2 separate regions of the Homo sapiens genome follow, and region 2 is linked to region 1. Evidence: chromatin loops called from intact Hi-C (ENCODE). Cell type or tissue: psoas muscle. All regions are shown on one strand.

Region 1 (5,000 bases):
GCACATGACCCTCACACCCTCTTCTGCTTCCAAAGGCCCCATGCAGTTAGCTTGCCAGGCTGTCACATGGCCTGAAGCCAGAGGGCACCGTTTCTACCATAGTTTATGCAAATGGCACCCCCAGAGTTGGCTGTGTATAGCCTCAGCAGCCCTACCCGACATCCTGTTAGGTGCTGTGGTCTCCTGGCCAGCAGTCTAAGCCACCCTGTGGCTCTGGGTTTGATAAAGACATTCTTGTGGCCGTGGGGCATTGTCACTGTCATCTCAGCCTCTGTGCTGCTTGCAGTAGCCACCTTCGGGGGTTTCCACATCCCGGGGAGACTTCAGGATGACAGTCAGAACACTTTACAAACTGGGAGACTCTCTTGCCTTAAGGGAGCCTGAGACTCCAGCATGTCTCTGAGGCCATTGGCTGGGAGGGAGCATCCTACCAGCGGGGGTGTCTGGCCATGTTGCCCTGAGAGGTGGGAGGCAGATGAGTCACCCTAGTGTCCACACTGCACAGGGGTGTGGCGGCGCTCAACGAGTGCACATCCTTCGTCTACAGCCTGGGCCAAAAGCCTGGGGTTGCCCTGCTGCTCCCACCCCTTGCCATGGATCATTCTTGAGAGACCCTGGAGCCGGCCACCTGGCCGTGTCGGTTTCAGTTAGGTGGGGACACTGCTCGCTCAGGAGGGTTCTGTCCGTTATGAACGTGTGTTAGTGCAGCTGCCTCGGCAGTCCTCTGTCATCTTCCTGCGAGGGTCTGAATTGAAACTCACAAGTTACCAGGGTCTGAGGAGCTTGTGAAAAGCCGTGCCACGTTCCCTGGGCCTGCATGCTGGGCTTTGGTTCTGAATTGTTGTTTCATTTTTAGCAGTAGACATCGCTGATGTCATGAACCGCAGGAAAGAAGAGCCTTTTATTATAAAGCTCAGGGCCCTTCGTGTCCGCACCCGTGGAGGCTTAGCACCCATAACCAGATGGTGGTGTGTGATATGGAAGAGTGAGCACTGGACAGGGAGTCTGAGGACACAGTTCTGGTCCCAGCGACATCAGCTGCTTGCTCTTTAACCTCAGGAAAGGCCCCTAAGCTCTCAGCACCTCAGTGTCCTTTCTGCAAAATGAAGGCATTTGACTAGACAGGCTGTGTCTGTCCAAGACTAATAGGATGTGGTTTTGTAACTAATAAGTAAAATGTTCCCCAAAGCATCCCAAAGCCTTCATTATCTTGCCATTTCTCATAGTAATGTTGCAAAATGTAGAAAGGGGCTGGGCACTAACTGCTGGTTTCCAGCAGAAGAATGCTGATGCACTGGGAATTAGGCCCCATGGAAAGAGTGTCTGCTTACAAGTTACATCTGCACTCGAACTAAGCCCTGGTCCTGACTCCTGGGGAAGCTCGGACTTGTCACTTAACCTTTAGGCACCTTGTTGTGTTTAGGTGAATTGGGCTCCTACCCCAGTGGGATGTTGTGAGAAAGAATGAAATGATTTACATAATAATCTTAGCAGAGTTCCTGGCACCTAGTAGGTGCTCATGAAATAGGAAACTGAAGACAGTCATTTTCAGTTTTAAAAAGAAATCAAACCTTACCATAATTACAGCTACTTAATTTTTTCCAACTTCCCTTTGTGAGTCTTCTGTGGCCCCAAACAGATTTATAAATAATTTTACATATTATCCAAATGTTAGTCTGTTTGATTAAAAATACTACATGGCTTTTAATTTTTTTCTCACTATTAGAAGAGGAATTTGTAAAGAGCTTGTCAGATCTCTGTGCTTTTGCTGAGAGCATCTAGAAGACGTACAATCCCCGCCATGTCCCAGCCTTTTTATTAAAAAGAGGCTGCATGTTTCCATCTCGGGGACTATGAATTATTCAGGGAAGTATTTCTTGTTCATCCCCAAGGGGAACACATGAGACAAAAGATCAAATAGGAAAATCGCACCGGGAGAGTTTTCTGTTTCACCTTTGGAGCTTTTCAAGACACCTGAGATGCCTGACACATGCCAGGCACTTTCCTTTCTGAAAGGAGCAAGCAGTTGACCCAGCACGAGGGAGCTGGTGAGTGAGACTAGGGCCATGGTGAGCCCCGCCTGCTGGGTCCATCGGCAATGACTGAGCCTTACTAGGCTCAGAGACATGAGCTGCTTTGGAGATCTTGCCAGTAGAGAGGGGTCATCATAATAAACTATTAAAACCTCTCTCCGTGGATCCTGAGATATTGAAAAACCATCCAGATTGGAGGCAGGATGAGAAGAGCGAGACTACAGATTTGAGGAGTTTAGAGTCTCGCAGTCAGAAACTTTGCCCAGTGACTGATCAGTGTGGCTCCCGAAGGTAGCTTGAGCACGCCTTCTTGGTGATTTTCTAAATGATGCACCTGGCCTGTGTTCTCCCCAGCCTGTCCCCAGGAGCCCAGCCCACAGCCAGGGGGAGCCCCATGCAGCCAAGGGCAGGCCCCCCTCCCACTGGTGCTGCAGGACCCTCTGGTGCCTGTGGAGGGGCAGCCCATGGACCCCACAGGCTCTTCAGCCCTGAGACATCACACTCCCTCTCTGTCCTCTTCCCTACAAGCTACACAGGGAAGCTGTGTTTCTGTGCCCTTCGATGGAGGAAGGGAGGAAGGGGGTCTTCACGTATACCCTAGAGGCCCAGGAGGAGGCCCTGGAGCCAGGCTGGCCTGGGTTAGAATCACAGCTCTGGCCCCATTCGCTGTGGGGCCTTGGACAGGTTATTCACCCTCTTGGTGCCTCATTTTCCTCAGCTATATAAATGAGGATAACCGCGCCAATACAACATGCAGACAGATTAAACCCAAGAACTGACATCTCTTGCTAAGTCACAAAAGGTTCTGTCTCTACCCTCACGGAAGGTGGATTGGTTTGCAAGCCCCTGAGTTAAGAGGAAGGTGTCAGCAGGGAGATGAGAGGCTGTCTTACCAGGTCAAGCCCCAGGGAGGAGGCAGGGCCCCGACCTGTGTGGCGGAGAGTGGCGGAAACAGAGCTGAGCGTTGACAGTTGCCTGGCACACAGGGAGAGCGGCGAGGGGGAGGCCAGGGAGGCCAGGGTCAGAAGGTCAAGACTAGAAGGAGTTTAAAGAACAGAGCCCTAGGGAGCATCAAAGAGCCAACTACGGAGGCTCCAAGGGAAGGAGCCAACTGGGAGACAGGTCGTGGATCATGGGAGAGGGTAGAAAGTGTGCTTGCAGCAGCCCTGATGCTCAGAGAGGAAGGCAAGGAGCCAGGGGACAAGCAGTCAGTGGGGGCTGTTAGGGAGAAGGAAGCCTCATTGTCTGTGTCACAGGTGGTGGTCAGGTGGCTGATGTGACGGCAGAGAACAGTTATGCCAGGAGTTGTAAGTGGCAGCAGGTGCCAGATCAGCAGCTTGCAGGAGGGCTATGGCTTAAGCAGAAATGCAAACCTGTTAGTATTGTTAAAAAGCAAGAGTGACTTTAGTATTCATGAACAGTAAATCAGAGGTCAGACTTGACAAGAGAAATGTAAATTCAACCCCAGAGGAAACGGACGATCTTCTAATAGCTTTAGCCTTCATGTATGTGTCTAAATTCATGTGTAGTGAGAAGGGAGCAGAGAAATCATGTGTTTATTAGCAATAATGAGTTAGCACAAGACAAGGGAGGCAGAGATTGCTGAGGATGGGCAGGTATTACGGGAGCAGCATGCTAGAGGGATAAGGAGTTGCCAAGTAATGTTGTTGACAAGGGGAGGAATTCATAGACTGACCAGACTTTTTCCAGAAAATCTAAAGGCATATTTTTGTATTATTTTTGCATAAGTGTATAAATTTACATTTATTCGTGTGCTATGTTAAAAAGCCTTTAGCTCCCAGTATGCAAAATGAATTAAAGAAACATAGAGCAACTTTTTCCAAAGCAGTTATTCCATGTTCTGGGGTGGGGAGAGGAGAGAAGCATGGCTCATGGTGGACAGAGGAGCAGAGAACCAGCATCCCTGGACAGTCATTCCCAGGCCAAGGACAAAATCACCAGGACAGGGACAGGCTGTGCAAACACTGACATCTGGTTGCCCTCTGATAACGTCAGCCTGGGCTTTTGAGGGCAAGTGTGAGGTTGGAAAGTAAGAAGGGAACAAGGGCTTTCAGGAGAGAGAAGAACATGGAAGGGAGCCAAGAAGGTTGCGTGGAGGGGAGCTGATAAGGCCAGGATGGGAAGTATTGCTAGGGAACAAATGTGTGCTGGAGAATATTAGCAGGAGGCTCGGGTCCGCCTCCAGTCCCTTTGACAGGTTGAGAAAAGGTGTGAAGCAGAAGCAGATGGCAGGGGTCAGCCAGGGCTTGGCGGAGTGGACAGCAAGTGGAGTGAAGTGGGGTGAGGCCGCTTTGAAGAGGCCTGTGGGCCGAGAGGGACCGTGAGCCAGAGAGGGACCATGAGCCCGAAAGGGACCATGAGCCAGAGAGGGACCGTGAGCTGAGAGGGACCGTGAGCCGGAGAGGGACCGTGAGCCGGAGAGGGACCGTGAGCCGGAGAGGGACCGTGAGCTGAGAGAGACCGTGAGCCGGAGAGGGACCGTGAGCTGAGAGGGACCGTGAGGCGGAGAGGGCCTGTGAGCCGGAGAGGGACCGTGAGCTGAGAGGGACCGTGAGCCGGAGAGGGACCGTGAGCCGGAGAGGGCCTGTGAGCCGGAGAGGGACCGTGAGCTGAGAGGGACCGTGAGCCGGAGAGGGACCATGCACTGAGAACCATGGAAAGAGCATCGGGACAGCAGTGAGATGGAGCCCCCACCCTGCAGTGGGGAAGGAGGAGAACTGCTGCGTCCACCTGCAGGATGAGCATTCCCCAAGGCTAGGACGGAGGCCATTATATTTCACAGCCAATGCTGAGAAGTGACGAAATCTAGATTAAAAGCATGAAGGGGCCATCCCCTTAAATGAAGTTTCCAAGGCAAGGCTGAGGGCCTGGAAAGGGACAGAAAGCCATCAGCCCTTTGTGAGAAGATGGCAGAGGGGCTGTGTTTCACGCACTGCCCCCCAACCC
Region 2 (5,000 bases), 170 kb after region 1:
CATATCCATGGAGACAGAAAATATAGTAGTTTCCGGGGATTAGGGGATGGGGGGAAGGAGGCAGAAAGGAAGATGGGAATCACTGCCAATGGGTACAGGGTTTTTCAGGGTGATGAAAGTGTTCTAAAATTATATAGTGGTGATGGTTGTACAACCCTGTCAATATACTAAAAACCACCAAATTGTGTATTTTTAAAAGGTGAATTTTATGGTACATAAATTATATCGTGAGGAGAAAAAGTTATAAGGAGTAAGAAGATTGTAATATATTCGTATATATACAACATGTAATTGTACATACTAAAGAATAGTATGCTTATTAAAAAAAAAACTTACACATACAGTGGGACCCCATGTTGTAAACCCTATCTCTGCATCCATATGGTGAGAAAAAAATTCCAAAAGGAAATACAGAGTCTCAGCTATAGTTTATAGGTTATGGGTCATTTGACATCACAAATTTTAAATAATCAACAGCATTTCTATTAAATTCAGAAAAATGCTTTTGTAAAAATGGGAATGGGTTGGCCAGGCACGGTGGCTGATGCCTGTAATCTCAGCACTTGGGGAGGCTGAGGCGGGTGGATCACAAGGTCAGGAGATTGAGACCATCCTGGCTAACACGGTGAAACCCCGTCTCTACTAAAAATACAAAAAATTAGCAGGGTGTGGTGGTGAGCGCCTGTAGTCCCAGCTACTCGGGAGGCTGAGGCAGGAGAATGGTGTGAACCTGGGAGGCGGAGCTTGCAGTGAGTGGAGATCAGGCCACTGCACTCCAGCCTGAGCGACAGAGCAAGACTCCATCTCAAAAAAATAAAAATAAAAATGGGAATGGGCTGTTAATTAACTTCTTGTCATTGAAAGGGAGAAAGCCCAAGTTCTGCCTTGTGGAAACAGGATTAGATGTCCAGTGTTAGAAGTATTCCAAGTTTGAGAATCACCAGATATGGATACCTGCACTCAGAGGAAGTTTTACCTATATGACCTGTTCCTTTTAACTAAGATATGATTTTATAATTACTTTTTTACTTATTTTCCATTTTTAAAACAATCTATCTCAAATCTTGATTCTGATATGTCTATGCAGGAAAAAATCTATCTTTTGCTAAAAAATGCAGTAACTTAAAAAAAATCACAACTTGAAGGGTATACAAAGACTCAAAATGAAAAATCAGTTTAAAAGCAAACATGCTTACATACAGCCAGGATCTAAAGATCTTGTTGTAACAAAATGTTCAAATAATTATATTGCTAGAGGAAACTCTGGATTTTCCTTTTAGCCTTTGTAAAACTGAAAATAAAACTAAGATATGATATTGAAAAGACTATCTGGGGCTGGGTACAGTGACTCATGCCTATAATCCCAGCACTTTGGGAGGCCAAGGCGGACAGATGACCTGAGGTCAGGAGTTCAAAACCAGCCTCGCCAACATAGTGAAACTCCGTCTCTATTAAAAATACAAAAATTAGCCAGACGTGGTGGTGTGCGCCTGTAGTCCCAGCTACTCAGGAGGCTGAGGCAGGAGAATTGCTTGAACCCAGGAGGCGAAGGTTGCAGTGAGCCAAGATCACACCACTGCACTCCAGCCTGAGTGACAGAGCAAGACTCTGTCTCAAAAAAAAAAAAAAAAAAAAAAAAAAATTATCTGAGCCAAGGCACAGTGGCTCACACTTGTAATCCCAACACTTTGGGAGGCCAAGGTGGGAGGATTTGTTGAGCCCAGGAGTTTGAGACCAGCCTAAGCAACATGTGAAACCGCGTCTGCATAAAAAAATTTAAAAATTAGCTGAGCACAGCAGCACATCCCTGTAGTCCCAGCTACTGGGGGGGCTGAGGTGGGAGGATCATTTGAACCTGGGAGGTGGAGGCTGCAGTGAGCTGTGATTGTGCCACTGCACTCCAGCCTGAGTGAGAATGAGACCCCACCTCAAAAGAGAAAAAAAAAACCCCACAATCTGAATGTGTCAATTCACACTCATTCCTAAGGTTCCTGACACAAAGAACATAATTCTCATGAGGAAAACTGCCACTTGATTTAATCAGAGTTCAGGGGCTTTAATGGGAGTTCTGGTCCATGAGCTAACTCCTCCCACTCCTTGGCAGAGAGTTGAGGGCAGTGGGAGAGAAGCACCAAGCTATAAAAAGCTTTATGTTTTATTTCCTTCTAAGGCATCCTGAGTCATTGGGTGCTCCAGCCCCCCAGTGCCCGGGAAAGTTCAGCTTGAATCGGAAATGTGTGTGTGTTTTTCTAAACCGGAGCTGCTGAAAACCAGATGATGTCACTTGGACTGAATCCCTTACAGGCCCAGTGGTAGCCTCCTATTTCCGTCCTGGGAGAATGGAAGTCACTTAACAATCAGTTTCTCTGACCCAGGTTCCAATATTACATCACGTCTTAATAGCAAGCTTAACCTCCACTCCACCTCCAACATGAAGCTGGTGAGAATTTTTAAATCCCATTTGTCATCTCAAAGGACACAGCACTCCTACACAATTTTGCCTCCCATCCTTTAGGCTGCAATTTCATCTATCTAAACACAAAGTGATGCCAAACCAGGTCGGTCATAATCCTAGAAAGCCACAGGCAGAAGGTACCAAGTCCAATATGATCTTACCAAGGAGGATACCAAGGCCTGGGAAAGGTAAAGAACCTGCCTGAGGCTGGAGGGACAGAACCAAATCCAGAAGCCAGGTCTAAAGCCTCAGAGCAGAGGGCCGTCTCCACGGTGATGACCATGTCCTTATAGTCCCAGCTCCTATGTGCAGGAGGGGCTCTTTAAATGCTTTCTGGAGATGTGTCTCAAGCCTTCTGTCGAAAGCAGGGCCTTATCCCGCCCCGCTTTTCAGCCCTCTCACTCCTTCTGGGCAGAGTGGGAAACACACGAGGCAGCTGGAAAAGGCCTTTCTGGAAGCAAAGGGGGCAGAAGCAGGCAGCCTCTCCTGCTACATCTAAGAACCAGGGTCTGGGCCAGTGTTGACTAAGGGGAAGGCTTCAATGCCAAGGTCCTAAATTGTACTTGCATCCCACCCCACTTTCCTCAGCTGTCCCGCTCTTGACATGAACCAAGGTATCATCTTGGTTGTCATCTAAAATTCCCATCTTATTGAAAAAAATGTATTTCTTTATACAAGTCCTAAAGAGGCTTGGATTGGGGTTAAAAGGAAACTAATCCTTATGGTGTAAATTTTCCGCATAAAAAGCAAGCATGGACAAGTTAATAGGCTAAGAGAATAGGTTAAAATGTCAGCTATTAACACTCAAACTACTTAAAACTAGGGTAAGACGGTTGTGGGATGTGTCTACGGTTATTTCTGGCCCCTCACTCTCACAGTACTAGAGACCCAGTGAAATTACATCTGAGGGCAGGTCTATCTTGTTGAGAGCAAAAGGAATTGAAAGCTATGCAAGCTAGAAACCTACACAGTTCGCAGTTAGAGATGAAAGGCTGCAGAAATGTTTATTGAATACAGTGCCAGGTTTATAAATAAAACGTATTTACAATTTCCATAGAGTTGGTCCCCCATCAGAGAGGTGGTTAAATCTCCAAACAGTTTATCTCAAGATTTACAGAAACGTCCAAGTACATCTCCTTTTCAAATAGCCATGGTGAAGGGCAACTTCAGTAACAAAAGAACTACCACCATCTTTGCTACAGAAGTGTTTAATAAACATCATAATAGATTTGGAGAAAGAACACACACTCCACCCATGCCACTACCTTCTTACTCCAAGGGATACAGACAGCAAAGAATTTCTGTCTCCTACAGGACAACTTCAGGGGATTAAAAAAACAGTAACTGCCAGCTGGAGGGATAGATTAAGACACATTAGTGGAAATCTAGTCACTGCCAAAGGAGAAATATATTTAGGATATACAATAAATAATTCAAATGCTTAAAATAATTGAATGAACGGAAGAGTAGACTTGACCAAATTTACATTCGTTGTTCAGGAAGAGATTCCCAGTATGCTGAGGGGTTCGTGGTAAGCTATTCCTCTGACGAGACACAGCAGCGCTGGGCCTACTGCACAGCCGTTCATTACAATATTGTTACAAGTACAATCAGACATGCATTTATAAAGAGAATATAAAAATATGTACAATAGCTCATTTTCAATGTGTGTAAGTTGCCGAAAGACACCAATGAAAGTGTGCAAAAATTCATTTGTCAAAAAATCAGAAAAAGCCTTCCTTGGCAACAGTGCATCAAAAGCCCATCTGAAATATCGAGATCCATTTGCCTCGCTCAACACCTACCCCAAACAGATGGAGAACAAAACTATGAAAGGGTTTGCCAAGTACTCAGCAGTTTCTTATGGCAAGTCTCAGGCTAAAGCAGGATGCCAGTTCAACTAATCACTTTATATATAAATATATGTATATATTTATAGAGTAGTTAGAAGTAGGGGCAAGAGTTTACAGGAAGGTCCTAACCAACTTCAAGGGCACTGCCAGGACACCCAGCTATTTCCTCTCACAAACTCATGCAGACTAACACCCAACGCCTGGGCTGGTCATCCCCCCAAATACCAGGGCGGAAGGCTACAGTGGATTCTGCCTCACCTCTGCTCAAAACTGGAACTCAGCATTCCCTGGAGGGGGAGGGTGTAGGGTTTCTGGTTCCCAGACAGGATCCTGGCCATACAAGAATCCTGTTTCAAAGGTAGTCTTTTAGGATACGCTGCAGGACCACTAAGAGTCCACCCAGCTTCTAAAGACTTGAGGGTTAGAAGGCTACATTTCGAAAAAACAAGTCAAATATCCCCCTCCAGCCCCCTTTGAAACTACCGAGAGGTCATCGACCACAGGCCTGAGACTGGGTCAGCAATCAGGCTCTTTGACCACCCCCTGCCACAAGAAATATCCAGGACATTAACTTACTCAAACCAGGAACCCTATCTCACCAGAAGAGAAACCCCAAGGTAACCTTAGGCATTCCTTTCAGATTCAGGTAATTACAAAAGCCAACCCTTAGCTCATAGTGTCAACATCTCCTC

What was found. Peaks named below come from ENCODE experiments on the same cell type or tissue, not always from the same donor. Only the 100,000 strongest peaks of a DNase experiment are listed, where the experiment ranks them.
Region 2: a loop joins it to region 1, with 2.6 times the contacts of the local background. A loop is called at or near these places in 4 of 110 quality-filtered maps.

Annotation. Positions count from the first base shown.
Region 1 is chr14:90,573,040-90,578,039 of GRCh38, reverse strand. The region is part of intron 19 of TTC7B (tetratricopeptide repeat domain 7B); the gene reads left to right. Among named protein-coding and RNA genes, the nearest start is that of TTC7B-AS1, 67 kb to the left of the region's middle. RefSeq lists an enhancer at 2,787-3,660. In psoas muscle, no CTCF peak of the experiment used is centred here; DNase peaks (open chromatin) are centred at 519 and 3,029; H3K27ac peaks cover 3,352 bases.
Region 2 is chr14:90,406,702-90,411,701 of GRCh38, reverse strand. CALM1 (calmodulin 1) reads right to left here. Exons shown (of 6, transcript NM_006888.6): 6 at 3,434-5,000. Among named protein-coding and RNA genes, the nearest start is that of CALM1, 12 kb to the right of the region's middle. In psoas muscle, no CTCF peak of the experiment used is centred here; a DNase peak (open chromatin) is centred at 2,201; H3K27ac peaks cover 3,458 bases.